Linked DNA regions of Homo sapiens: region 1 is linked to region 2. Evidence: chromatin loops called from intact Hi-C (ENCODE). Cell type or tissue: endothelial cell of umbilical vein. All regions are shown on one strand. Links, peaks and the distances in the headings refer to the core of each region. The heading gives the core; the rest is flanking DNA. Region 1 holds the start of RAET1G (retinoic acid early transcript 1G). Region 2 holds the start of UST-AS2 (UST antisense RNA 2).

Region 1 (16,702 bases), core at 3,816-11,815, 900 kb before region 2:
CTCCCCACCACCTGAATCATCTGTCACTTTCCTACACCTGATGCAATGCACCTGCTCATTACGTTCACCTGCTGTCCCCACTGGAGCACGGATTTTGTCTGTTTTCCTCAGAGAAGTATCCACAGCACAGCTCACTGTTGGTTCTGAGGCTGTACTTACCCTGTGAGTGAATAAATGAGAGGCAGTGAGTGGGGCAGCGGCCTCTTTCCTGTCCATTTGTTCACTACACTTTAGATGGTAACTTAGGATGTGGTGTAGACCAGTGTTTCCTGGGCACAATAAATCAGAATATATTGTGAAGACAAGAAGTAGAAAGAAATGTTAGGTGGAAGAATATGAATTTTCAAGTAGGAGTTGGGCAGAGTGAGAAACCAATCAGGAAAGGGGTAAGTTTGGTTTGCTTGTAGATAACATGTGGAGAAATGCAGCCATCTGCAATGGAGACTGGGCGCTGTTAGATTCGTTTGCGCCAAGACCACCTCCACTACCTGCCCTTGTCCTACTCTCTCCCGAGGCTGAATGCAGCTCCTGTGCCTTCAGTGCCAAGGAAGCCATAGTTTCAGGTCAGAGGAAGGGCTGGGGCGGACCCTGGAAAAGGAGAGGGTGGGTACAGAAGGGGACAGCTGGGAGCAATGAGTTCCTGAGGATAAACAAAAAAGGTCACTTGAAAATGGAACAAAAAAGGAATAAAGAACAAGGTGGAAATCATCTGAAATTCCATTATGCACAGTTTAATGTTAGGGTTTTAGTAGAATCATCTTCAATTTTTATAAAATTATGATCATACACCTTATAATTATTTTAAATGACTAGAGTTTATTTTTCTAGGGCAGGGTTAGAGTTTATAGTGCAGAGTTCTCTCTTGCCTGTGTCAGTTAAACCCACTTTTTTTTGCCTCGTGTCAATTTGTTTATTCATTTTTATTTTTAAATTTTACTTTAAGTTATTGGATACATGTGCAGAATGCGCAGGTTTGTTACATAGGTATACATCTGCCATGGTGGTTTACTGCACCTATCAATCCATCACCTAGGTTTTAAGCCCCACATGCATTAGGTATTTGTCCTAATGCTCTCTCTCCCCTTGCCCCCAACCCCCTGACAGGCCCCGGTGTGTGATGTTCTCCTCCCTGTGTCCATGTGTTCTCATTGGTCAACTCCCGCTTATGAGTGAGAACATTCGGTTTTCTGTTCCTGTGTTAGTTTGCTGAGAATGATGGTTTCCAGCTTCATTCATGTCCCTGCAAAGGACATGAACTCATTCTTTTTTTTTTTTTTTTTTTTTTTTTTGAGATGGAGTCTCACCACTCTGTCACCCAGGCTGGAATGCAGTGGCGCAATCTCGGCTCACTGCAAGTTCTGCCTCCTAGGTTCACGCCATTCTCCTGCCTCAGCCTCCCGAGTAACTGGGACTATAGGTGCCTGCCACCAAACCCGTCTATTTTTTGTATTTTTAGTAGAGACGGGGTTTTGCCGTGTTATCCAGGATTGTCTTGATCTCCTGACCTCGTGATCTGCCCGCCTTGGCCTCCCAAAGTGCTGGTAGTACAGGCGTGAGCCACCGCGCCCGGCCTGAATTCATTCTTTTTTATGGCTGCATACTATTGCCTGGTATATATGTGCCACGTTTTCTTTATCTGGTCTATTATTGATAGCCATTCAGGTTGGTTCCAAGTCTTTGCTATTGTAAATAGTGCTGCAATAAACATACCTGTGTATGTGTTTTTATAGTAGAATGATTTATGATCCTTTGGGTATACACCCAGTAATGGGATTGCTGTGTCAAACGGTATTACTCGTTCTAGATTCTTGACGAATCACCACACTGTCTTCCACAATGGTTGAACTAATTTACACTCCCACCAACAGTGTAGAAGAGCTCTTATTTCTCCACATCCTCGCCATCATATTTATTCATTTTTATTTTCAACTTTTATTATAAAGAGTACACGTGCAGGTTTGTTACATGGGTCAATTGTGGGAGGCTGCGGCTTGGGGTCCCAATAATCCCAGACAGTAAGCATCATACCCAGTGGGTGGTTCTTCAGCCCACGTGCCCCTCCCCACTCCCCTGTCTAGTGATCTCCAGTGTCTGTGGTTCCCATCTTTACATTCATGTGTATTTAATGTTTAGCTCCCACTTATAAACGGGAACCTGCGGTGTGCAGTTGCCTGTTCTTGTGTTAGGTCACCTAGGATAATGGCCTCCAATTCCAACCATGTTGCTGAAAAGAACTTGACTTTGTTGTGTTTCATGGCTGCATGGATTTCCATGGTCCATATGTACCAGGTTTTCTTCATTCAGTCCACTGCTCCTGGGCACTTAGATTGATTCTGTGTCCTTGCTAGTGAGAATAGCACTGCAATGAACATACGGGCCTATTGGACTGAATAAATTATTCTCCTTTAAGTATATCCCCAGCAGTGGAATTGCTGGGTCAAATGGTAGTTCTATTTTTGGTTCTTTGAGAAATCTCCAAACTGCTTTCCATAGTGGCTGAACTAGTACTACTTTGCCTTTTCAGCAAAAGTGTCTAAGTGTTCCCTTTTCTTCTCAGCCTCACCAATATCTGTGGTTTTTTTGAAATTTTAAGGATAGCCATTTTGATGGGTATGGGATGGTACCTCACTGTGGTTTTGATCTGCATTTCTCTGATGATTGCTCATATTGAGCATTATTTCATGTTTCTTGGCCACTTGTAGGTCTTCTTTTGAAAAGTGTCTGTTCACGTTCTTTGCTTATTTTTTAACTGGGTTTTTTGTTCTTGCTTGTTTAATTGTTTAATTTCCTTGTAGATTGTGCATATTCGACGCTTGTCAGATGCATAGTTTGCAGACATTTCTCCCATTTTATAGACTGTTGACTGTGTTCCTAGTTTCTTTTGCTGTGCAGAAGCTCTTCAGTTTAATGAAGTCCCATTTGGCAATTTTCAGTTTTGGTTGCAATTGCTTTGGCTGTCTTCATCATGAAATCTTCGCCAGGCCCTACGTCCAGAGTGGTATTTCCTAGGTTATTTTCCAGAATTTTTATAGTTTTAGGACTTACATTTAAATCTTTAATCCATATCAAGTTATTTTACATATATGGTGAAATGTAGAGGTTCAGTTTCATTCTTCTGCACATGGATATCCCAGTACCATTTGTTGAATGGGGAGTCTTTCCCCATTGCTTATTTTTGTTGATTTTGTTGAAGGTTAGATGGCTGTAGGTGTGAAGGTTTCTTTCTGAGTTCTCTATTCTGTTCCACTGATCTAAGTGTCTATTTTTGTACCAGTACCATTCTGTTTTGATCACTGTAGCCTTATATTATAGTTTGAAGTCGGGCAATGTGATGTCTCTGGCTTTGTTCTTTTTGCTTATGATTGTTTTGGCTATTTGGGCTCTTTTTAAATTCCCAATAATTTTTAGGTTAGATTTTTCTGTGAAAAATGACATTGGTATTTTGATAGGGATAGCGTTGGATCTATAAATTGCTTTTGGAAGTATTGCCATTTTGCCTATATCGATTCTCCCAACCCATGAGCATGAAATATTTTTTCCACTTATTTGTGTTGTCTCTGATTTTTTTTCAGCCACGTTTTGTAGTTTTCTTGGAAAGATCTTTCATCTCTTTGGTTAGATTAACTATTAGGCATTTACTTTTCTTTGTTGGTTTTGTAAATGCGATTGTGTTCTTGCTTTCATTCTCAGCTAGAATATTATTGGTGTATAAGAATGCTCTTGATTGTGTACATTGATTTTGTATCCTGAAACTTTACTGAATTGATATGTCAGTTCCAGGAGCCTTCCGACAGGGTCTTTAGGGTTTACTATGTATGGAATCACATCACTGGCAAAGAGACATGTTTGACTTTTTCTTTTCCTATTTGAACGCCTTTTCTTTCCTTCACTTGCCAATGGCTCTGGTTAGGATTTTTCTGTCCTGAGTACACTCTGGTCTCAATCAAATGGGCTGAAGACAGCAATTTCCTGTCCTGTGATCAACAAGTTTATTAAAAGATTCTATGCTGATGGAGCTCTATACCTGTTGTAAGCCAAAATTTCTCCTCTTTGGAAAAACTCTGTGGGCACCCAGGTGACTACACATATTTCCAAATTCTGCCCAGCCTGGAGGTCTCCAACCACGGTACCGCCACCTTCAGGCCTCTGGGGGCTACAGCATCCACTGCAGCTCCCCTTCTGCACCTGGGGTTTTCTTCTGAGCCCATTCACTCCCACAACTCTCATTCATTCAGCCGTTCCCTCAGCCTCCAACCACCACTTAAATTATGTCAGGCTCACCTAGTGCTACACAGAAGAATCATCCTCTGTGGGTCTGAAAAAGACTCTGGATTCCTGGTAAGTGGGTCCTGGGTCCCCCTGGTTGCTGGAGAAAGTGGTGAGGACCCTTCATGGATGGAGAGGTGAGTGAGGTTTGTGTGGGTAAAAGTGCCAGGCTGAGATGGGGAACTAAAGGATGTGACTTGGGTGGTGGCAGTGAATGGTGAGGAGAGGGGTGAAAAATGTCTGGTGAGCCCCTGGGTGCAGGTGAGTGTCTGCAGCAAAGTGCAGGGGAAAGATCAAGGGCAGAGAACCCTGGGGGTGCTGGAGGGCTTGTGTGGTAGAGAGTGTGTGGGAGCAGACTGTGTGGTTGTTGGCGGAAAGTTGACAAGCAACTTCAGCAAAGTCTCAGGATACAAAATAAACATGCAAAAATCACAAGCATTCCTTTACACCAATAATAGACAAACAGAGAGCCAAATCATGAGTGAACTCCCATTCACAATTGCTACAAACAGAATAAAATACCTAGGAATCCAACTTACAAGGGATGTGAAGGACCTCTTCAAGGAGAACTATGAACCACTGCTCAACTAAATAAAAGAGGACACAAACAAATGGAAGAACATTCCATACTCATAGATAGGAAATTGTGAAAATGGCCATACTCCCCAAGGTAATTTATAGATTCAATGCTATCCCCATCAAGCTACCACTGACTTTCTTCACAGAATTGGAAAAACTACTTTAAACTTCATATGGAACCAAAAGAAAGCCTGCAGAGCCAAGACAATCCTAAGCCAAAAGAACAAAGCTGGAGGCATCACTCTACCTGACTTCAAACTATACTACAAGGCTACAGTAACCAAACAGCATGGTACTGGTACCAAAACAGATATATAGACCAATGGAACAGAACAGGGGCCTCAGAAATAACACTACACAACTACAACCATCTGGTCTTTGATCTGACAAAAACAAGCAATGGGGAAAGGATTCCCTATTTAATAAATGGTGCTGAGAAAACTGGCTGGTCATAGGTAGAAAGCTGAAACTGGATCCCTTCCTTATACCTTATACAAAAATTAACTCAAGATGGATTAAAGACTTAAATGTTAGACCTAACACCATAAAAACCCTAGAAGAAAACCTAGGCAATACCATTCAGGACATAGGCATGGGCAAAGACTTCATGACTAAAACACTAAAAGCAATGGCAGTAAAAGGCAAAGTACACAAATGGGATCTGATTAAACTGAAGAGCTTCTGCACAGCAAAAGAAACTATCATCAGAGTGAACAGGCAACCTACAGAATAGGAGAAAATCTTTGCAATCTACCCATCTGACAAAGGGCTAACATCCAGAATCTACAGAGAACTTAAACAAATTTACAAGAAAAAAAAAACAACCCCATCAAAAAGTGGGCAAAGGATATGAACAGACACTTCTCAAAAGAAGACATTTATGCCGCCAACAGACATACGAAAAAATGGTCATCATCACTGGCCATCAGAGAAATGCATATGAAAACCGCAATGAGATACCATCTCACACCAGTTAGAATGGTAATCATTAAAAAGTCAGGAAACAACAGATGCTGGAGAGGATGTGGAGAAAGAGGAACGCTTTCACACTGTTGGTGGGAGTGTAAATTAGTTAAACCATTGTGGAAGACAGTGTGGTGATTCCTCAAGGATCTAGAATTAGAAATACCATTTGACCCAGCAATCCCATTACTGGGTATATACCCAAAGGATTATAAATCATGCTACTGTAAAGACACATGCACATATATGTTTATTGTGGCACTATTCACAATAGCAAAGAGTTGTCCATCAATGATAGACTGGATTAAGAAAATGTGGCACATATACAACACAGACTACTATGCAGCCATAAAAAAGGATGAGTTCATGTCCTTTGCAGGGACATGGATTAAGCTGGAAACGATCATTCTAAGCAAACTATCACAAGGACAGAAAACCAAACACCACATGTTCTCACTCATAGGTGGGAGTTGAACAATGAGAACACATGGACACAGGGCGGGGAACATCACACACTGGGCCCTATTGGGAGGTGAGGGGCTGGGGGAGGGATAGCATTAGGAGAAATACCTAATGTAAATGACGAGTTGATGGGTGCAGCAACCGAACATGGCACAAGTATACCTACGTAACAAACCTGCACGTTGTGCACATGTACCCTAGAACTTAAAGTATAATTTTTAAAAATTATTTAAAAATTAAAAAATAAATAAATAAATAAATTTTAAAAAATAAAATAAAAATCATATATCAGGTAAGGGACTGGTATTCTGAATATATAATATTGCAACAAAATATAATTGCAATTATATATTATATATAATATATAATGTTGCAACTCAACATTATAAAGTGAAATAACCCAATTTAAATATATGCAAGGAATTTGAATAGACATTTCTCCAAAGTAAGACAGGTATACTACACGGTGGTCTCAAAAGAATAGAAAATTTTGGGCAGCAGTTTCAGGTGACTAGCAAAAGGAATCTGTTGAAATATGTGCAGAGGCTCTGGGCTGATAAGATGCTGAAAAACAGCATGTGGACCAAGCTGGCTAAGAATGACTGGACCCAACAAGGCCCTGCATTTGACCTAGGTTTCACCTAGGACCTCATTACATGCTGATTAACATACTAAACACACACCAGCCAGCTCCTGAGCAGTTCTGAGAACACTTATATTTAGTGTAAAAATGCGGGGCACCACAGTTCTGAGAAATCTCTACCTTCTTCCAGGAATTTTCATGAATATTCCACTCCTTGGTTAAAGAAACCCAGAAAGGTGGCAGCCCCAAACTTGCACCTGCTTCTCTCTCGAGTTCCCCTGCACTCCCTTTACTTGACTGTGTACTTTGCCTTTTACAATAAATCTCCGTCCTTTCTCTATTTCCTACTGGTCCTTGAATTAATTTCCCCGGCAATATCAAGAATCTGGACACTGGCTGGAGTCGAGGTCCCACCGGCGTTTGGGGACCTCCCCTTGCCCGCTGGCATCAGAAGAAGAATGCAAATCGCAGTGAGCCCAGGAAAAGGTGTTCAGTGTTCACAGCCCTCAGGGAAATGCCAATCGCACCCACAAGGGGACGCCTCACCCCGCTGAAATGGCTGATCCCAAACACAGTGAGGGTGGAGGGGGTGGGGCCTGTGTTCCTTACTGGGCAGAGAGCAGGAGACGGAGAGTCGGTGGAGTGTGGGGGCTGTGCGCGTGTCCCCCTCTCCCCATTTTCGTGGTGGGGGTTTCTCATTGTTCTCCGGCCCTGTTTCCTTCCTCTCCCTTTCTGCCGCCCTCCCTCCAATCCTTCTTTTCCACCCATCCCAAGGTTTTCTCCGCCTCACGACGTCCATGCTAGGGCCTCCCAGACCAGCGGAGAAACCAGCAGCCCTGGACCGCAAGCGGCGGGGTCAGGGAGGCGACAACGGGAAGCCCCTGCCGGACCCTGGACACTCAGGACCTAGTGCTGCCCGGGCGCCCTCCCGCAGCAGCCCCAGGGCGAGGAGGATGGGGGGGGTCCTCGCAGGGGCCACACTGTCGGAGCCCCACGGATCCGGGCGGGACGGTGAGGCCTCCACACTGAGCCGGTGGCAAAGTCCCCGCGAGGATGAAGGAGGAACCCCGTGCTCCTCACCCCACCAGGCCCCGCATTTCCTGGCTCCTCCTGTCTCAGGAACCGCCTGTCCCTTGCCGCGACCGGCGAGTCCTTCCGGGTCTTCCTGAAACAGTTTCGTCCCGAGGCTCTGGATCTGGAAGCCCAGGGGCATCGTCCGGGAGCGGGGCACCCACTGTGGGTCTCCGCCAGCCAGCACTCAGGCCCGGAGCTCGGGGACAGCGGGCGCCCTGGGAGGAGCACACAGAACCATATCAAGGCTTAGGTCCTGTCGAGCTCTAGAGGGTTTAGCAAATTCAGGTCTGTTTCAGACTGTGTCTCTGGTCATAAGGAACCCCCACGGTGCGTGGTGTGCAGACAGCAGGAGCTCAGGCATGTGCGGTCCTCACATTTGAGTGGGGCAGCAGATTGGTGGCTCCAGATGCTGTGTGTCAAGGAGAAGGAGATTCCATCCACTGGAGAAGAGCAGAGGAACTGGGTGTAACCCCAGGAAGGAGAGGCTGCCAAGGACTGTGTCGACCCAGAGGACAATGCTGGAGTTAATTCCCAGGGAAGGTGCCTGGGTCACAGCCTTTAAGGCAGACGCTGACTGAAAAGACTGTATACAAGTAGGAGGTCAGGTCTCTGGGAACCCTCAGAATACGGCTCAGTCCTGGGGCAATGCCCCTGCCATCCGGCCTCCTGCACACTCCAGATTCTGGCCCTGCCTGGAGCAGAGCTGACTCGGAGACAGGGGTACTGAGCTGCTCCTGGAGTTCCAAGGTCACTGCTGAGCTGGACCAGGAGTGGATGGGGCGGGGCAGGGACAGTCTCATTCAGAGCTTTGGGTACAGCCCTAGGGTGAGAAGAGGCTGAGAGAGAAGGGGAAAAGAGGATATTGCCTGAGTGGCTGGGGGCAGAATGGGACCCAGGGGCTCTGTCCAGTCCTCACCCTAAGCTAAGCCCTTCACAGCTGCCAGGAACCACTGGGACCCTCACCTGTCTCTGGCTTCTGCCACCACTTCCAGATGCCCTCATGATAATTAAGACAAGGATACAATTGGGGTTTCCTTTTGAGGATGGCCGCAGGGACCGTCCAGGGACTGAGCAGAGGTGTGGGTGCAGCCATGGATCCAGGCATCAATGGTTGGCCACAGATGGGTGTACTGCAAAGTGAGCTCCACGCACGCACAGACCCCTCCCTTGCCTCCTGCTCCCATGGGAAACACAATTGATCACATTCCAATTGAGCAACAGTAGGCCACTAGGGCTTTTTTCCCTCAAAAGCTGTACACAGATCTAGTATAGTCTCAAAGACCTCATGCTTCTAGTAGAGAAGCAAAGAAATGTGTGAGCATTTGTCACACAGGGAGATCCGGATACGCTCCATCACTGTGGATCCAGGCCTCAGGGAGCAGGAGGGTGTTCCTTCATGTGGGAAGATGAGGGACACACATGGGAGGGGGTATTTGTGCGCGGCTTGGAAGGATGGCTGGTCCTTGCCCAGGGGGAACAGGCCCAAAGCAAGCGCTGGCAGTTAGTAGCTATGGGGAGCTTTCATTTGAACCTGCTCTGCTGAGTCCCCTGGGCCATCCCCACACCTGGTGGGGCACTGTTCTAAGGGGAGCTCAGGGTCAATCTCTCTGATGTGCTTTCTAAATCAGCAAGGTGCCTCACAGGTTGTGATTTTAGAGACAAGGTTTTCAATGCTTTGCATTAAAATGCAAAGATTTTAATGAGCAGAGTCTTTTTGCCAATCCGAATTGGGCAGATCCCAGCAAGACACATATTTTTAAGATAATTTTTAAAGCTGTTTAATTTTGGTAAAAAAGTAGAACATAAAATTTACTATCTTAACCAATTGTTTAGTGTACAATATCTTCTTTGAAGCTTCTGAAGACCTGGTGCTTCTGTAATAAAATCTAGCCCCGGGCCAGGCGTGGTGGCTCACCCTTGTGATCTCAGCACTTTGAGAGGCCGTGTCGGGCCGATCACTTGAGCCCAGGAGTCCAAAGCCAGCCTGGGCAACATGGTGAAACCCCGTCCCCACTGAAATACAAAACTTAACCGGGCTTGGTGGCGCGCACCTGTGGTCCCAGCTACTTGGGAGGCTGAAGCAGGAGAATCGTTTGAATTCGCGAGGCAGAGGTTGCAGCGAACCCAGATCGCGCCGCTGCACTCCAGCCTGGGCGGCAGAGCGAGACTCTGTCACGAAGAAAAAAAAGAAAAGAAAGAAAAACCAACCAACCAAACAAACAAACCTAGCCCAGGCTATAACCACGTCCACTCGGGATTTGGGATGAGGCCGCGGGGATGGGACTGGGCTTGGATCTGCGCACAGGACGGTGGGTTGGGAGCACTCTGCAACGCAGGGAGAGGGAAGGCGGGTGTCGCAGGTACAGGCGAGGACAGGGAGACCCTGTCGCGGCTGAACACTTCTGTGCATTTTCTTCACCTTTCTGTGCATCGGTATCCACATTGGATTAATACAAAATGAAAAAATTGCGGTGATGATTACATGAGGGGGTCATGGAAAGAAGCCTTTGGCAGGACTGGTCCCGGGCAGGCAGCCAGCAAAGTCTGACTGGCTGAAGCAGGGGGAAGTGCGCGAGCGCTGCAGTAGAAAGTGGGGTAGACTTGGATGAGCAACTTGGCTGAGAGACACCTGATTGGCTAGCGGCTCAGCAAAGGGGGTGTGTTTCCTCCGAGGGGCGGGGCAGAAGGAGTGCTAGAGTTTAGGGCTTACTGGAGTTTAGGGCTGCATTCAGACGGGCTGCATTCAGACAGCCTGCGAGCCGCCAGGTGATCCACGGGCTGGGCTTCGCTTCTGCTGTCCCCTGCGATCCAACTCCCCAATGGCAGCGGCCGCCAGCCCCGCGTTCCTTCTACGCCTCCCGCTTCTGCTCCTGCTGTCCAGCTGGTGCAGGACCGGGCTGGCCGGTGAGTTCGGGGATGGAGCCTAAGCGGGGCGGAGGCCAACCGTGGGGGGCTGTGGACTGTGGGCTTCAGAGGAGGGGAGGCTTCTGGAAGGACCCGTGCGATCACCCCGGACTGCGCCCCCGCTCAGTTTCCCTCCGCGTCTCCTTCCCGCCGGGTCCGTTCCCAGAGGCTACTTATCCTCCGAGGGGAGGAGCTGGTCAGAGAGGAGGCTGGAAAGGAACCCCCGGAGAGTGGAGGGGCCAGAGGGCTGCAGAGGGCGACGTGGAGCGGGGATCCCTAGTGCAGCCCGGCAGTCCCACCCGCCCTCGGGAAGGAGAAACCAGAGCCCCCAGAATCCGAGCTGGGGTCAGGACAGGGGTGAAGTGGGGTTGCACAGGGACACAATCACAGACACTCCCACCAGCCACCAGCCTGCTCTGTTCTCACCCGCTCTCAACCACACAAACCTTCCAGCACCCCCAGGGCTGCGTGCCCTTGAATTTTTCCCTGCACTTTCCTGTAGACACTCACCTGCACCCAGCGGCTCAGCAGACACTTCCCACCCTCCCCTCACCATCCACTGCCACCACCCAGGTAACATCCTCTTACTCCCCACCTCAGCCCAGCTGGTCACCCCAGAGGTCTCCCCATCCATGAAGGGGCCCTCGCGACCTCTTACACCACGTGACACCTTCTGCCTCTTGCCTGAGGACACACCCCAGCAAACACACCCCAAGCTCCCCACAGAACCTGTGCAGGGGGGATGGGAAGCACCATTTCCTCCAGGATGACCCTGGGAACTCTGGTGAGTAGAGGCACCCACTTCTGCCCTTGGGGCCCAGACCTGCCTGTTCTTCCTACTGGGGCGCCAGCATCATAGAGAATAGTCAGTGTGTAGACAGGGGTCAGCAAACCCTTTCTAGAAAGGGAGGAAGGATGCCCTGTGATCTTTGCAGGCCTTGGGTTCTCCGTCTCAGTGTCCAGTCCTGTCCCTTTGCAGAGCAACAGCAGGCAATGGCAACCTTCAAATAGGGGGGACCAGATTTGGACCCTGTCCTAGGTTGCTGACCCTAGATGAGGGGATTACAGTGTACCAGCAAATAGTACCCCATCCCCTATGGTGTCATCTCCAAGTGGTGTCTCAGGTGTCAGTTGGAGAGTAGAAGGTGGTCCTACCTTGCCTGTGGCTTCTGGGTGGTGTGGATGTGATGGGAGTGGGGGTCCCATGGTTCAGGGTCTACTCTCCCCTCCTTTGCTGCTGAGTGGCATCTATGGTCCACGGGGGCCATCAGTGACCTTCCCTGAAACCTGAGGTGTAAGCTGAGGGTAAGGGGGTGCAGCCACGTGGTGTCCTGGGAATCGGGGCCAACTGCTTGTGCAGCTTCCCGGTTCCCTGTGGCCCTACTTCTGCCCATCCCAGGAGAACCACCTGTGTCTTCTCACTGCCAGACCTCTCTTCCTAATGACCTAGAGGGTGAGGAGCCCACCCGTAATGGGCAGCTCTGAGGCTGGATGGTCACGGCCCTTCCATGGCTAAAGGCCCCATCTCTGCCAAGGCCCAGTACTCTACAGGAGACACTTTTTAATGTTGAGATTTCCTTGCTGTGAGTGGCGTTGCCTTGCCTCTGAACATTCACATGGAATCTATGTTGTGATTCTCCAATTAGACATTGGAACCACATGCACCTCTAGGATCTTAGGGGGTCTTGGGTCATTGGGCACTTAAGGCAGGTCCAGCCTCGCTCATTCATGGATTGCCTGTGGCTGCCTTTGCGCTTCAACAGCAGAGCTGAGTAGTTACAATGGAGAATATATTCCCTGCACACCTTTACATGTTTACAAAATTGCCCTTCATAGCAAACTCTAGTGGCCATAAATACGTTTGGAGAAGCCCACAAAGAATCATTGCACTTGTTGCGGGGTTAAAGGGTCCTTCCTCACTGGAAACTGGTGTCTTCTTCTAGTCATGGGTTCACGGTCTGAGAAGTGGCTTTATTCTGCAAATTAGGCAAAGCAGCCTTGTTCTTGAAGGACTGGCTACTTTCAGCCTCCTGGTCATCCATCATTTGTTTTATCTCTGTTTCTTGTAATTATTTAAATCCAGCACTATTCAGGTTGGGTTTCCATCTCTTCTGGATCTTGGACCCCTTTGTTCTATGAGCCATGGGCATAGCTTTGTATGACTGAGGTCTCCAGCTGGCATTGTGACTTCTCTAATCATTTCCATCATTGCACCCTCCTTGTTCCTGACAGTTGACAACCTCCACCTGGAATCTGTTATTTCGGGATTTTTCATCCCATTACTACTGGGAGCCCATTTCAGGAAGAGCATCTCCTACCCCCAACCCTGGCCTTCAGCAATAGGCATCCCTGAGCTTCATCCCATTCTGGTGCCTTCTCATGGGGCCTTCTTTATATGCCAGGTAAACAGGAGTCCTCCAGGCTTCCCATGAGCACAGCAGATGGACATTGTTCTGGATTTTCACACTCAGACCCCTCCAGCCTGGGCACTTCTCTGAGCCTGTGATCCCTCCGTCTACTGCCTGCCTTAGATTTTCAGATTTTTCTATTTCTTGCTGTGTGGACCATCCCTTTGTCCAAGGTTTCAGGAAGGCATCCTCATAGTAGATGAGCACCACCACCAGGGGCTTTGCCAACGTGTTAAATCCTGTGACCATGATAATTAACTCTTCTTTATCCAACTGGGTTCCATCCTCACTCCGTCCCACCATGCACCAGTATCCTCAGGTGCAGCTCCCACACCCTGTCCCACCTCCCACAGTCCACGTGGGCTACTGCTGAAGATCCTCTGTCATCCAGGCCCTTCCTCCTCTAGCACTCCTGGCACCTCTCTAGCAAGGTCCTGTGTTGACCGATGTGGACAGAGGGGCAGTGGGACATGTCTGGGGACATGTGGTTTCTCAGCAGGCAGGGACCTCCTCCTCCTCTTTGCCCTCATGGAAGTGGGGAGCACTCGCCTTAATCTTGTGGACACCACAGTTCTGGAGGAGGCACTCCTTGCTGGGCCAGCCCAGCCCTCCAGAGGCTTCCTCTTATTGTCACAGTGTGGAGGAGGGGTATCTAGGGGTCTTTTCCTCCCCACCCACCCCTCACCTGCCTTTCTCCACAGACCCTCACTCTCTTTGCTATGACATCACCGTCATCCCTAAGTTCAGACCTGGACCACGGTGGTGTGCGGTTCAAGGCCAGGTGGATGAAAAGACTTTTCTTCACTATGACTGTGGCAGCAAGACAGTCACACCCGTCAGTCCCCTGGGGAAGAAACTAAATGTCACAACGGCCTGGAAAGCACAGAACCCAGTACTGAGAGAGGTGGTGGACATACTTACAGAGCAACTGCTTGACATTCAGCTGGAGAATTACATACCCAAGGGTAAGTTTCAGATGGCCCAGGACAGCAGGGAGCAGATACAGTGGTAGGTTAGAGGCATTTATAGTTTTCATGTAAAAATACAAATAGGAAGGTCATCTCACCCCGCAAGACGTCTAGAGGCAAGGCCAGGATGTGGCAGAGCAAGTAAGACCAGGAAATTGCAAGTGGAAGAGGATGGGGGCTCAATATCTGTCAAGGCCAGAGCTGATCTCTCTTTGATGGGGGCAGAACCCCTCACCCTGCAGGCCAGGATGTCTTGTGAGCAGAAAGCCGAAGGACACGGCAGTGGATCTTGGCAGCTCAGTTTCGATGGACAGATCTTCCTCCTCTTTGACTCAGAAAACAGAATGTGGACAACGGTTCATCCTGGAGCCAGAAAGATGAAAGAAAAGTGGGAGAATGACAAGGATATGACCATGTCCTTCCATTACATCTCAATGGGAGACTGCACAGGATGGCTTGAGGACTTCTTGATGGGCATGGACAGCACCCTGGAGCCAAGTGCAGGAGGTAACAGGAGAAAAAGAAATGGGGATCTCCAATGAGATCAGAAATGGGGATCTCAAGAAACTAATTCTTGAGTTCAGCTTCAATCATCCCAGTGTACACGTTTATGTTAAAATGACCTCCTCGTGGGGTGCTCCTCCTGGGGGTGCTGGCGTGCCTGTGCTCTCCCACCCTCCTCTTCCTTCTCCCTCCTGACTCCTCTTCCTCACTGCACTTGCTTCTGTTCCCCACACTGTGGATTTCTCACCAGCCTCGAAACTGCAGGTGTCACTATTTTCAGGCCTTTCTCCTTAGTGTTCCCTCTTGAGAATCACTTTTCCTTTCCTCCTCTGGTCTGTTTCTGGAAATCCATCAAAACCTCCTCCAAGGCCAGCCTCGTGACCCTCCCCTCCCGCACCCTGGAGCATCACCTCCTCTTCCGCCACAGCAGGAGGGTGGGCTTTGCTGTCACCTTGCTTCCCTCAGCAGCTCTGTGAGCTCCCTGAGGCCAAGGGACACCCCCTCTCCCTTCCTACCCCAGGAACTCTCCCAGGGGCTGCCCCATAGCAGAGGGGACAAAACCTCTGCCTTCCAGGATGACCTGGGTCAGCAGGAGCTGAGGAGGCATCTCCTCAGATTTGGGGCCTGGACAAGGGTTGTCACTCTTGTGCTTCCATTTCAGCACCACCCACCATGTCCTCAGGCACAGCCCAACCCAGGGCCACGGCCACCACCCTCATCCTTTGCTGCCTCCTCATCATGTGTCTCCTCATATGCTCCAGGCACAGTCTGACCCAAAGCCATGGCCACCACCCTCAGTCCCTGCAGCCTCCTCCTCATCCTCCCCTGCTTCATCCTACCTGGCTGCTGAGGAGAGTCCTTTGGAGTGACAGGTATGGGGGCAGAATTGGGAGTGGAGCAAAGGGCAGGTGGGTGAGGAGGGAGGACAGGGATGGAGAATTCCCAGAGTCCCACTCCCTATGGCTGGGACCTTCTCATCCTAACATGAGACAGGTGAATGAGACCTTGTGTTGCTTGTTGGAAATGACCTGGGCAGCTCTGCCCTGAGTTCTGATGGATTCTCACCATCAAAGGCCAGAGGGAAAGGCGCAGTGGTGCCATACCAAGGCTCAGGGTCTGTTGAGCTTGAGAGGGTTTAGCAAGTTCAGGCCTGATTCAGAGCAGGTTTCTGTTCAGGAAGGGTGTGTGGCCTGCAGGCAGCAGGAATTCAGACATGGGCAGTCCTCTTAATTGGGTTAGGTGCATCAGGGTAGCTTTACATGAGGTATGACAAGGGAAGGGGGATTCCATCTCTGAGGCTAAGAGAGAGATATGTGTGGGCGGCAAGCCACCCAGGTGCCAAGGCAAGAGACTGAAGGCACAAGCTGTTCCAGTATAATAAAGAAAATACTTAAAATAAGAATAGTTGTATTAGACGTAGAATACAGACATGATTATCTATGAATATTATCAATCATTAGTCTGTAGTGTTACTCTTTTTTCCAATGTTATAATAATCTCTGTTCCACAATTATAACCCAGGAAAAACCAGGCCATGCAGAGACAGGAGCTGAAGGGACACGGTGAGAAGTGACCAGAAGACAAGAGTGTGAGCCCTCTGTCATGCCCAGACAGGGCCAGTAGTGGGCTCCTCAGTCTAGCAGTAGCGCCAGTGCCTGGGAAGGCACTTGTTACTTAGCAGACCGGGAAAAGGAGTTTCCCTTTCCCCGGGGGAGTTAGAGAAGACTCTGCTCCACCACCTCTTGTGGAAGGCCTGACATCAGTCAAGCCTGCCCGCAGCCATCCGGAGGCCTAAACGTCTCCCTGTGATGCTGTGCTTCAGGGTCACGCTCCTGGTCCACTTTCATGTTCCGCCCTGTACACCTGGCTCCGCCTTCTAGATAGCGGTAGCAGAATTAGTGAAAGTATTGAAGTCCGAGAAATACATAGAAGAAACAATGACGTAAGCTGTCCTCTCTCTCTCCGCCTCAGCTACCAAATAGCGAAGCGCC
Region 2 (11,761 bases), core at 1-8,000:
GAATCATGAGACAGAAAACTGTACAACCCCCAAGTCTGACCACACTGAGTAACTGGGGTAGACACAGAGGGGGGCATCTGGGGCTCTCCCGAGGCCAAGGTTGGGACCCAGAAGAGATGAATTTCCCTGGGTGCACAGGGTGGGAGGGAGGTGGGGCTGGAAGAACTTGATCTGGAGGGATGATCCCGAAGGCTCCCAGTGAAGAAGGCCAGGAAGAGCAGAGGATGGTGCCAGGAGGATGATGTCGGGGGACACAGGCAGCTCATGCCTGGATCAGGCAGTGACTGGTAACAGAAGGAGAGTCCATGCTGGTGGGCCCAGGGGAACATAGGTGGTCAAGCAGGGCAGTACTTGGTGTCTGGGGATGCAGTGTGCGACCTCCTGTATTCGGTGCGAGGCACATGGGGCCAGCAGGAGCTGGTGTGAGCCCGGGTCTGAAGGGTGGTGGGATCTTAGTGGGGAAGACTGGGAAGACAGCAGGGAGGAAGAACTCAGGCTGGAGGAGGATGGGGGCCTGGGAGGATCCCTGCCACACTGTTAGGAAGCCAGGGAGCTTGGGTGGTGGTAGGATGGGAAGAGGGCAGGGAAACGGGGGGAGGGTGACACAGGCCCTCCGGCAGCAGCGGCTTGGCCACTGGCGCTGAGATTGGTATGAGTGACTCAGTGCCAGGTTGCGCCACAGAAAGCTGAGGCTGCGGATCCTTCTCCTGCCTCTGGTAGGGCCGTCTTAAAGGCAGGGTGAGTGAGCCTGGCTCCAAGAGGCTGGGTCCGCAGGCAGGGGCTGACGTGGGCTGGCCCAAGCCCCAGCTCTCCTCACTCTGAGTGCTTCTATGCTTTCTCACCTCCACGCTTCCAATCATGTTATTTTCCTCTTATTAAAATGCCTCCTTCCACGTCCACTTGGCAAACTCCTACGCACCCTTTAAGGCCGGGCACAAATGTCTCCACAGGGTTATGCGCCCCAGCCCTGTTAGTGACGGCCTTCCAGCTAGACAAGATTTTCATCTTTATACTGCCCTTCCCCAGGAAAGGGACATCACAGACACTCAGCTATTTATTTGCTGGAGGTGTTTGTTGAATTTTTCTGGTAGTTTCAGATTACACCTATTTAAATATTAGTTTTCAGAGAAGAGAAATATTTTTGTAAAGTTATTCCTAGAACATCAATGTCTGTGAAGGAAGTTCTATTTTCCTGTTAATCTTTCATAATAAAATTGGAAATGCTTTCTCCTGGAGGAGAGATGATCCCAACGCAAGAACAAATCAGTAAGCAAGAGTAAAACATGTTTTCCAATAAAACAAAGAGTAATAGTTGAAATAGGCCAAACGCACATATATTATGCTGCAATTTAAGCTTTCATAAAGTAAATTAAACAAGCCTAGAGGCTGAATTCTTGTGAATTGGTGATGTTTCTGTAAACTGAATGATGTTATCAGCCTGTGGTTATACAGTTCCCCTCAGAAAAATGTTCACTAAAAAAAATCACAAGTGTTTAGAAGTTAAAGGGGTTTACATTATGTGTTCATTTTTAATGAACTATTTGCCCAGTAGCTACAGCTGAACCAGTTATATGCCTTCAGCTTAGACTTTTTTTTTTTTTTTTTTGAGATGAGTCTTGCTCTGTGGCCCAGGCTAGAGTGCAATGGCTCGATCTCAGCTCACTGCAACCTCCACCTTCCGGGTTCAGGCAATTCTCCTGCCTCAGCCTCCTGAGTAGCTGGGATTACAGGCATGTGTTGCCATGCCTGGCTAATTTTTGTATTTTTAGTAGAGATGGGGTTTCACCATGTTGGCCAGGCTGGTCTCGAACTCCTGACCTTGTGATCCACCTGCCTTGGCTTAACAAAATGTTGAGATTACAGGCATGAGCCAGCATGCCCAGCCCAGCTTAGATTTTTAGACACTATCTTAAAGACCTTGCACTGCTATTCCCTACGTCCCCGCAACCCCCACTGGAAAGACGTCAGGTGTTGTCAAACAGATCTATTCTCAAAATTATTTTTTTCTGTGTGTATTGCCTCGTACTGGCTTAAGATAACACACTGGCTTAAGATAACACATCTTGTGTGTGTGTTAAGGTAACACACACACAAGATCCAGTGCTGACATTATTAGGATCTGAGCCTGGGACATGGCTGCTGAAAAAAAAAATCTTTATAGAGAATATCGATGGTAAATGAACCAATAGCAAATTGAAGTCCTGTTTTCATCAATGATAATTGAGTTTTTAAAAACAATCATCTATGATGATTCCTAAACTCATGTTTCTTAGTGAACAGACAGATACGTTGGACAGAGATAAACTATATATTTAATTTTAATTTTTTTTTTTTGGTAGAAACAGGATCTTGCTGTTGCTCAGGCTGGTCTTGAATTCCTAGGCTCAAGTGATCCTCCTGCCTTGGCCTCCCAAGGTGCTGGGGTTACAGGTATAAGCCACAGTGCCCAGCCTAGATTTTATTTTTAAGCTCTTGCCTTTAATGGCAATACATACTATGAATGCTTAGTACTCACTAACTTCTGAATTAATGATTAAATATAAAGAAGAGTTTTAGAGGAATCACAGATTTATGTTTTGTGATGGGCCTGGGGACAGAAGCGTGAATGTCAGTGCTGTCCCTTAGGACTTGGCGAGACTGTGAGCAAGTTGTTCAGCCTCTTTGAGCCTTGGTTTCCTTGTTTAGAAAATGAGAAAAAAAAATTGTCTTCCTCAACTTCAGGGGATTTGTGTAAGAATCAAATGAGATCATCTATATGAAAGTGTTTTATAACTGCATATTGTTATACAAGTAATTATGACTTAGAAACTTACTGATTTTGTGATCTTAAGATGATTGCATCATGTATGAGTGCTATATAATAAGGAGTCTAGTTGTTTGAACATGGGTAGGTGCACACACCACACACACACACACACACACACACACACACACACACACACACAAGATCCAGTGCTGACATTATTAGGATCTGAGCCTGGGACATGGCTGGTGAAAAAAAAATCTTTATAGAGAATATCGATGGTAAATGAACCAATAGCAAATTGGAGTCCTGTTTTCATCAATGAAAACTGAGTTTTTAAAAACAACTTAATTGCCTTCTAAAAATAGCTAATCTGAATTCCTCCTAACCATCATTGTATACTTGGGAGTTTCCAGAATATTTTTGAGTTTTGCTGCAGCACAGAAGCAATAGAAGTGGAAAATAAAAATGGAAATTAAAAATGAAAGAGAGAATTTGTTTAATTCAGGCTTTCTAAAATGTTAGTTTTTAAAACTAAAGCCAGAGTTAGTGGTGTATCTATATAATATATACATTATATATTATATATACATTATATATATAATATATAATGTATATATAATATAATATAATATAATGTATACAATATAATGTATATATTTTATATATAATATATAACATACAATATATACATTATATATTACATATAATTTATATATAATATATAACGTACAATATATACATTATATATTACATATACTTTATATATAATTTAGATATACATGTATATACTTTTAACTCACATAAACTTATTTGATTGCAAAACTCCACCCTCTTCCCCTAGTCTCCACTGGCTTTCATAAAGTGCAGTTTGAACTACTGCAATCAATTGGACTTGGAATCCTTTTCATATCCAAAAATCTCATTTTTAGGCCTCAAATTGGACATAATTGTACATCTGTGTTCAAGCGTTATGTAAACTCCCGTCTGCAGAGCAAAGTCTATTAGGGAACCTAGTGCACTTTCTTGAGAAAATGGAGAGACATCGCCACCTGCTGGACAAAGGTTATTAATTCATTAATTTAGTGTTCTGAAGTACGTAATTCTGCACATGGAAAACAGTTTTTCAAGAGCTGAATCTTAGGAATCTTACTTAAAAAAACTCTATTATCATTCTATGTCTATTAAATAACATGGAATATAACAGTCAGCAAAATTCAATATTCAGCATAAGTTAAGGGTAGTTGGCCCCAATAACGTCTCAACAGTGGGTTTCATTTAGTGAAAAGTCTTAGCTCCCTAATATTTCTGGTAAGAGTTCAGGCATAAAAACCTCATTAACTTGGATTATGTGTGTCTTCCAGCCCCTTAGCATGTCACTGTAGTAATATTTCCACTTAACTTATTCCTTGCAATTGTTTCTGGAACAGGCTATTGACTGGAATATAATTGTTCGTTCCTCTCTGCCCAAGTCAGTAATACAGAAATATTGTTTCTTAAAGGCATGAGATTTCCTTGTAATGTATCAGCTGTAACTGGTGAAACAGGTCAAGGATAATCATTTCCTTCATTTGTTCCTTCCAATTTTTTCCTCTTTCTTTCACCTAGAAGTTACAAAGAGAACCTCCAGTCCAGTTTCTCTCAGGGACAGCCCTGTCTCTCCTGTGATGGGCTTGGTGGGCAGGCTAATTACTGAACACTCACCATATAGTAAGGCTGGGCTAAGGACTCTACATGGATTGATCATGCAAGACTCACAAGAACCTATGAAGTACATAAGATTATTTATGCATCTTATCCAGATGGGGAAACTGAGGCTTAGAGGGGCTATACCTTGCCTCTGGTTATGCAGTTAAGTGGAGGAGGGGGTCTAGCATGCGGGCTATCTATCTCAGAGCCTGTGCTCTAATCATTATGACATACTAGGCCGGGCGCGGTGGATCACGCCAGTAATCCCAGCACTTTCGGAGGCCGAGGCAGGTGGCTCACCTGAGGTCAGGAGTTCAAGACCAGCCTGATGAACATGGTGAAATCCCGTCTCTACCAAAAATACAAAAATTAGCTGGGCATGGTAGTGGGAGCCTGTAATCCCAGCTGCTTGGGAAGCTGAGGCAGGAGAATGGCCTGAACCCAGGAGGCAGAGGTTGCAGTGAGCCGAGATCGTGCCATTGCATTCCAGCCTGGACAACAAAAGTGAAACTCTGTCTCAAAAAAAAAAAAAAAAAGATGGGGGGATAACTCAGTGGTAGAGCATTTGACTGCATTATGACATACTGTCTTCTCCACAGGTGTGTGTGTGTGTGTTATGAAGAGAGAGGGATGGAAATTGTGACCAGAGAGTTGGAGTTGGGACCCCTGTCTTGATCACTTGAGCATCAGCAGCTCCAGGGAAGAACACATTCTGAAGGAGGAACTCTCCAGCTAGGATTTCATCCTGTCCTAGAGGACACGAAGAGGTGGAGACCACCCCCACAACTAAACTTGAGGATTACTAAGGCAATGGGGACTGCCTAGGAATATTTTTGAGGGGGTAAAAGCACCCCATAATTGTGCTAAGTAACAAAAGACAGAACAAGCAGCCTTAAAACATTCTACATGATACACTGGTATTAGAATAATAAGATCTTAAAGACCATCCACTTGAAAACTGGATTTGCCCCTGGTCATATGGGCAGACCCATGGCAGACAAAGAACTAGAAGTTCCTCCTAACTCCCAACTCAATGTCCTTTCCTTAAAGAATAACTGTTCTTTATTATAAATAGGCCAAGCTTTTATTATTTAGTATAGAACTCAGGCTGATATTTTTATTGATGGATTAAAATTTGAATTATTTCTGTAGCATAGTATTTAAAAGTTTTCTTCTACATATTTGTTATCATTTTCTAGCAAATATCCTCAAAATTGAAAACTGCAACGTCAATGAAATCAGTGAGCACACTACCATCCTTCTAATGGGAGGTCTAATTTATCATTCATGCATAGTAAAAAAAAAAAGCATAATATTTAAATGTGTACTCTGTGATTGTTTATAAAACTATTTAAGTATAAATATTCCAAACAAAGCACTTAGCTTATAAATGAACTTAAATCCTCAAAGTTAGGATTTAAGTCACTCGTTTGGAATTTGTTACATATTTTTCCTTTGTAATAGTTGGTGACCATATTCTTAAGGCAGCCCACAAAAGTCTAGTAAATTCCCTACTGTGGCTCCAGTGTTTACATTTGTAATGGAAACGTGTTGAAAATGAATACTAATGTAGTGCTAGTCATGGAAAGTATTTAAAACACAAAGTAAAAGGATTGGACACATGAGTTTTCAAGTCGCTAGGAAGGGAGAAGGTAATGGGTTAATATTAGGTCATAGAGTTCTATGTCTGGATGCTAGGTGGCGCTATTGAACCAGAACAGCTCGGTTATTTGCCAAGTCAAGGGTTTATAGAGGGATGCTCATATGACTGTTCCTATTACACATATTCACATGTTCCTTGTCTTTCATGTGCTTATTTATTTTGGCCCTTACCACCACTGAGATTTTAGCTCCTAAAAATTATGACTAGAAAAATACTGATGGCTCACAGCATGTCTTTAAGAGTTAAGGAGAAAAAGTGTTCAGAAATACATTAATATTCACTGCTCAGAAATATGTGAGTCTTGCCCCTTACTTACACATTTTTGTGGATGACTATGGATCATTCTCTCAACTTCTCTGGGCTGGCTTCAGTTTCTCATTTTTACTTTTATTTTATTTTTGAAACAAGGTCTTGCTCTGTCACCTAGGCTAGAGTGCAATGGGTGCGATCATCATAGCTCACTGCAGCCTCGACCTCCCCAAGGCTCAGGTGATCCTCCCACTTCAGCCTGCCCAGTAGCTGGGACCACAGGCACATGCCATCAGGCCTGTTTTTTTTTTTTTTTTTTTTAGATGGAGTCTCACACTGTCACCTAGGCTGGAGTGCAGTGGTGCAATCTCTGCTCACTGCAACCTCTGCCTCCCAGGTTCAAGCAATTCTCCTGTCTCAGCCTCCAGAGTAGCTGGGATTACAGGCACCTGCCACCATGCCCAGTTGATTTTTTGTATTTTTAGTAGAGATGGGGTTTCACTATGTTGGCCAGGCTGGTCTTGAACTCCTGACCTCGTGATCCACCCACCTTGGCCTCCCAAAGTGCTGGGATTACAGGTGTGAGCCACCACGCCTGGACTTTTTTTTTTGTATTTTTAGTAGAGACGAGCTTTTGCTATGTTGCTCAGGCTAGTCTCAAACTCCTAGCCTCAAGTGATCTGTCTGCCTTGGCTTCCCAAAATGGTAGGATTACAGGTGCAAGTCACTATACCTGGCCTCAGTTTCTCATTTTTAAAAGGTGATAAGTAATAAACAAACATAATAAGGATTAATCAATAAAAAATAATTATGTATAAGATGACATATGTGATCATATGTAATAATTATGTATATGTTCAACCAGTGAGGTTGCTTCTACCGAGTAAACCTGCTGGGGCCTTGGTGCTCCCTAATTCAAACTCATGGTCAGGATTGAGCAGTGTTTTCTGAATGCCCACTCCACAGTACTTGTCCTAATATCAGCAGCTGCGCACCGGCTGGAAGAAATACCAAGCATATTCTCTTGGTTATCCATCTTGCTAAAACTCTAATTTTTATTTCATCTCAAGTACTTACTATCCTAAGCTTCTGAGATACTCTATTCTGTCTCCATAAAATGCAAATATTAACATAAAATGACTGTTTAAAAAAAGTTCTAAAGGCTAAGTTTCTCCAATATTTTTGGTAGGAGACAAATTTACTTGATGTCAGCATATATTTCTACAAGAAAGGAACAGAAGAAAAGACAGTTACGCTGTTATTGAGAAAGGTTATTAACCTGTCTAAATGGTGAGTTATTGGGACAGGTAGTATTGATTTGAAAGAATCAATGAATATCATTTCAATCTGAAATAAGTGACAACCCATATGACTAACAGACATTACGATTTTTACTAGCTCTCCAAAGAGTCATTGCTATTAGTGTTTTTTCTTCTGTAATGAGACTGGTATACATATTTTTAGTATTGCTAGAGAGGAGTTACCAGAAGTCAGCAAACTCCTATTTTTTTTTTTGTTTTTGTTTTTCAATAACAGGACAAACACCAAAGAAAAATGGCCAGTGGTGTTTTTGCATCTTAATTCAGCTCTTCAGATGGTTAGTTAATCTACAATGAGTTAAGGGTCACTAGATCCCTTAAATCAGTATCTTAGATTTTAGCTTTTCTTCTCTCTGTTCTCTAATCTACTCAGTTATCAAACTCTTCAATAAAGGGAAAGAGTAATGATTTTAGTATGCCCTAAGACATGAACTTAGACTAAAAATACAAAGATGAGATGGTGAAGTAACTAGAAACTTGCAGCTATTCTTTCTTTAACCTACTTGACACCAACTCAGTTGTGGTGATGAGAAAACAATATGGGTGCTAAGTCTTCCCTGAGGCTAAAATATATTGAGAAACTGGCCAGGAGTGTGTGTTGATCTCTTGTCCTCTGCCTCAGGGGACACGGAAACTTGTTGGGATAGAGGAACTGTGGACTAGCTTGGTCTTCAATGTTACCATAGAAACATATCACAAGAAGATGCCCAAGAGAACACAAAACACAGTAGAAGTTACTGAAGCAACAACTCAAAGGTTCATTTTATTGGGCATATAATGTGTGGCAGCTGAGAGAGTTATGCTAGGGTGATATTTAAAGTATTTGACAACCAGCTCCACTCAAGAACTGAACTCAGAACAGTCACTGAGTGTGACACTGGCCCGGGGTCCTGAAGATCCCTCTTGTGCCATGAATTAGTCCTTCCGTTACATCACTGTTGGAAAAGGCGGGGGTAACAAGGACGGGCAGCCAGGCTGGCAGGTGCACCCTGAAGGCCGTATAGAAGTGTTTCACTGTTTTAACCGCTAGTCCAGCTGGACCACGTGGACTGGCCAAGTGGCCTGGCTTATGGAAACCTTTCATCCCACTACACAGGAAAACCAGATGTCCTTTATTCTCTTTGAGATATTTACTATGCCAAACTCTGAGGGAAAAATAATCTTTAATTTATAGGTGGAAAGATCATGGCTGAAGGTAAAAGAGTTAATAGTAACTTGGTTTTCAGAAATCTTTTCTCCTTGAATTAACGAACTTTCAGATCACGGAATAAAGGCCCATAATTTCTGAGAAGACACATATTTAAATGGAGAAAATAGGAAGTCAATATGATATACCACGACAAGAGCCACTAAGTGGGTCCTCTGGGCTAAGCTTTTTATAGGTGGTTTATCTGTATTCAAAAGCATGAAGATAAAAATACCCTCATCTAGGTTCTCAGGTCCACAACCCCTGTGCTGGGTTTTGCATCCTGTGAATGGTGTGTGTTCCAGACCTCAGGATGGATGGTGATGTAACTGGAAGAGGACTCTCACGTTGGCTCCTCCTCCCAAATGCTGGGACAAGAGAGTGCTCATTAAAATAAACAATATTAATAAAATAAAAACACATACATTTATTTCGTACACTGGCTCTGAGGGTCAGAAATTCAGGGGTAGCTTAGTTGGGTGGTCCTGGCTTGGGATCTCTCATGAGACAGCCATTAACATGTTGGTTGGGGCTGCAGTTATCTGAAGGCTTGACTGGGGTCATAGTAGCTGCTCCCAAGATGGCTCACACACGTGGCTCTTGGTCTGAGGTCTCAGTTCCTCACTATGTGAACCTCTCTTCATCCATAGCAGCTGATCTCTCTCAGAGCAAATGACTGAGCAGACAGTAACAAAGTTGGAAGCCATAATATCTTTTATGGAGAGTGTTCATCTTATGTGTCACCAGGATTTAGTTTGCCCTTTATCTCAGACTGTGTATTAGACACACACACACCACACACCACACCACACCACACACACACACACACACACACACACACACACACACACACACACACACCATAGAACAAGATAAAGCCAAAAGGAGAAAATGATTAACATAAACCTTTCTTCTTCAAAGGAGTCTAATTTAGGATAAGACCTCTCCTTGCACAAAGAACGGAGTTTATGTTGTCTTCTAGAAATAAAAATCAGTCACATCAAACTCTTTACATTAAAATTCTATAAACTCTTTAAATGGCTTGTTGTTGAAAAGACAAAGGAAATCCTAGTTTCACAACCCCACTCAGGTAAATGGGATTTGAACTCTAATGAGAGCTGGGAGGCTAAGGCAGCCTCCACCAACTATCCACCTTCCTTCAGCAAGTCCCTGATGGTGGTAGGGCCACCTTGACCTTGTGCAACGGGATCCAGGGCTCTCTGGGCAAAGACCAGTTTCCCTGGGCCTTGGGACCTACCAGTGATGCAGGTGGGGTTCGGGAACCCTGTGGAATGTGAGGCAGCAGACTGCATTTGGGGAGCTTTCATCTGCTGCTTCCTTCTTTCTTTCTTTCTTTTTTTTGAGATGAAGTTTCGCTCTTGTCGCCTAGGCTGGAGTGCAGTGGCGCGATCTTGGCTCACTGCAACCTCCACCTCCCAGGTTCAAGCGATTCTCCTGCCTCAGCCTCCCGAGTAGCTGGAATTACAGGCTCCCACCAACACACCTGGCTAATTGTTGTATTTTTAGTAGAGACAGGGTTTCTCCGTGTTGGCCAGGCTGGTCTCGAACTCCTGACGTCAGGTGATCCACCTGCCTCGGCCTCCCAAAATGCTGGGATTATAGGCATGAGCCACCGCACCGGGCCTATCTGCTGCTTATTTCTACAGGGCAGAATGCCTTCTTCCATCTCAGGACAACAAAACAGAACAATAAACAGATCACTGAATGTGTATTCAAGGCTTGTTGTCACAGCAGTAGATTAAGGAGAATAGGAAAAAACAAACAACGTTGTTTGTCTTTCTCTTTGGATAAAATGACAATGAAAAAATAAATGATGGATTTCTGAAAGTAATTATACTTACGATGATACCACAGGCAGCCCTTGTAATTGCTTTGCCACATTCTATTTCTTGCTGCTATTTGGGGACCACTCGGTTTGTTAGGATAAAATCATAATTGTATTTTCAATTTGCTGCTCTATCTATTCCACTGTCAGGATTTGATACACTAGAGTGCTTTTATCAAATGGAAGTTGGGCCAGAGAGAATTCATCACAAGGATGGCTCTTTCATACTCACGCATGTTTCCATCAATGGAGTCCAGGTGCACACACACGGATTCATTTGTACCCACCCCAACAACATGCTCAAGACAAGGCTGATGGAAAATGTTGCCAGTTTCAGTTTCCAGCAACATGCTCAAGACAAGGCTGATGGAGAATGTTGCCAATTTCAGTTTCCATAGGGAGAAATGGAGCCATTAAGCCTTTGGAACATGGTGCTTTTATGTCTGAACATGAAGCTCAAGATTTTGGCATCTGCAGCTCCTGGTTCTAACTTTCCTTTGCAAGCCCAGGGAACTAACTGCCCTTTGTCATCAGAAGAGATCATTTCACTCCTTTATTTCCTGAGGCCTTTTCAAGGTGAGTAGCCCTGGACACAGACCTCTCATGGAGAAGAGCTTGCTTACAAATGAAGTTACCTGGGTCTTTGTAGATACTGAGCACGCCCTTGAAGTAATGAGGTAAAAATCTTTCCAGTAACAGCAGCACATCTTCCAACTCTTCAAGAATCCCCACGAGCAGGAAGTTTTCATTCACGTTCAGCTTTGCTCTCTCAAGGGCCCATTCACCAGGCTCCCTTTATGGATATAAAAATTTATTTAAAATCAGACATTCATATTTGAAATGCAGCAAGATGCTGAGAGTTTACCCCCTCTACCTCCCACCTTCACTTGCATAAGTCCAAATCCTGTTTCCCTCAAGGACCAGCCCAGATGTAGCCCCATCCAGGGCCTTCCCAGTCCTTCCAACTGGTGTCCTGCCCTGCTCACCATTCCTTCTCTGTCACTTTCATCCATGCTTCATGCCAAGCCCAGGGCCTTGAATTCAGAGGCCCTGCCTAAGTATTGTG

Evidence for each region. A loop is a pair of places that touch in the nucleus more often than their neighbours do. Peaks named below come from ENCODE experiments on the same cell type or tissue, not always from the same donor. Only the 100,000 strongest peaks of a DNase experiment are listed, where the experiment ranks them.
Region 1: it touches region 2 in a loop (5-fold over the local background); 4 of 110 quality-filtered maps call a loop at or near these places.

What each region holds. Positions count from the first base shown.
Region 1 is chr6:149,917,055-149,933,756 of GRCh38, reverse strand. RAET1G (retinoic acid early transcript 1G) reads left to right here and starts at 10,636. Exons shown (of 5, transcript NM_001001788.4): 1 at 10,636-10,831; 2 at 13,941-14,204; 3 at 14,433-14,714; 4 at 15,373-15,583; 5 at 16,683-16,702. The coding sequence starts at 10,747. It overlaps RAET1E-AS1 (RAET1E antisense RNA 1), which reads right to left. Exons shown (of 2, transcript NR_045126.1): 2 at 14,249-14,570. RefSeq lists silencers at 7,360-7,439, 16,169-16,454 and enhancers at 7,370-7,904, 7,905-8,440. In endothelial cell of umbilical vein, for the core only: CTCF peaks have their summits at 4,127 (motif pointing left) and 7,365 (motif pointing right); DNase peaks (open chromatin) are centred at 7,386 and 10,536; H3K4me3 peaks cover 2,036 bases; H3K27me3 peaks cover 1,107 bases.
Region 2 is chr6:149,021,051-149,032,811 of GRCh38, reverse strand. UST (uronyl 2-sulfotransferase) reads right to left here. Exons shown (of 8, transcript NM_005715.3): 7 at 11,331-11,488. It overlaps UST-AS2 (UST antisense RNA 2), which reads left to right and starts at 151. Exons shown (of 2, transcript NR_134599.1): 1 at 151-287; 2 at 5,032-5,583. In endothelial cell of umbilical vein, for the core only: CTCF peaks have their summits at 3,782 (motif pointing left) and 6,104; a DNase peak (open chromatin) is centred at 3,771.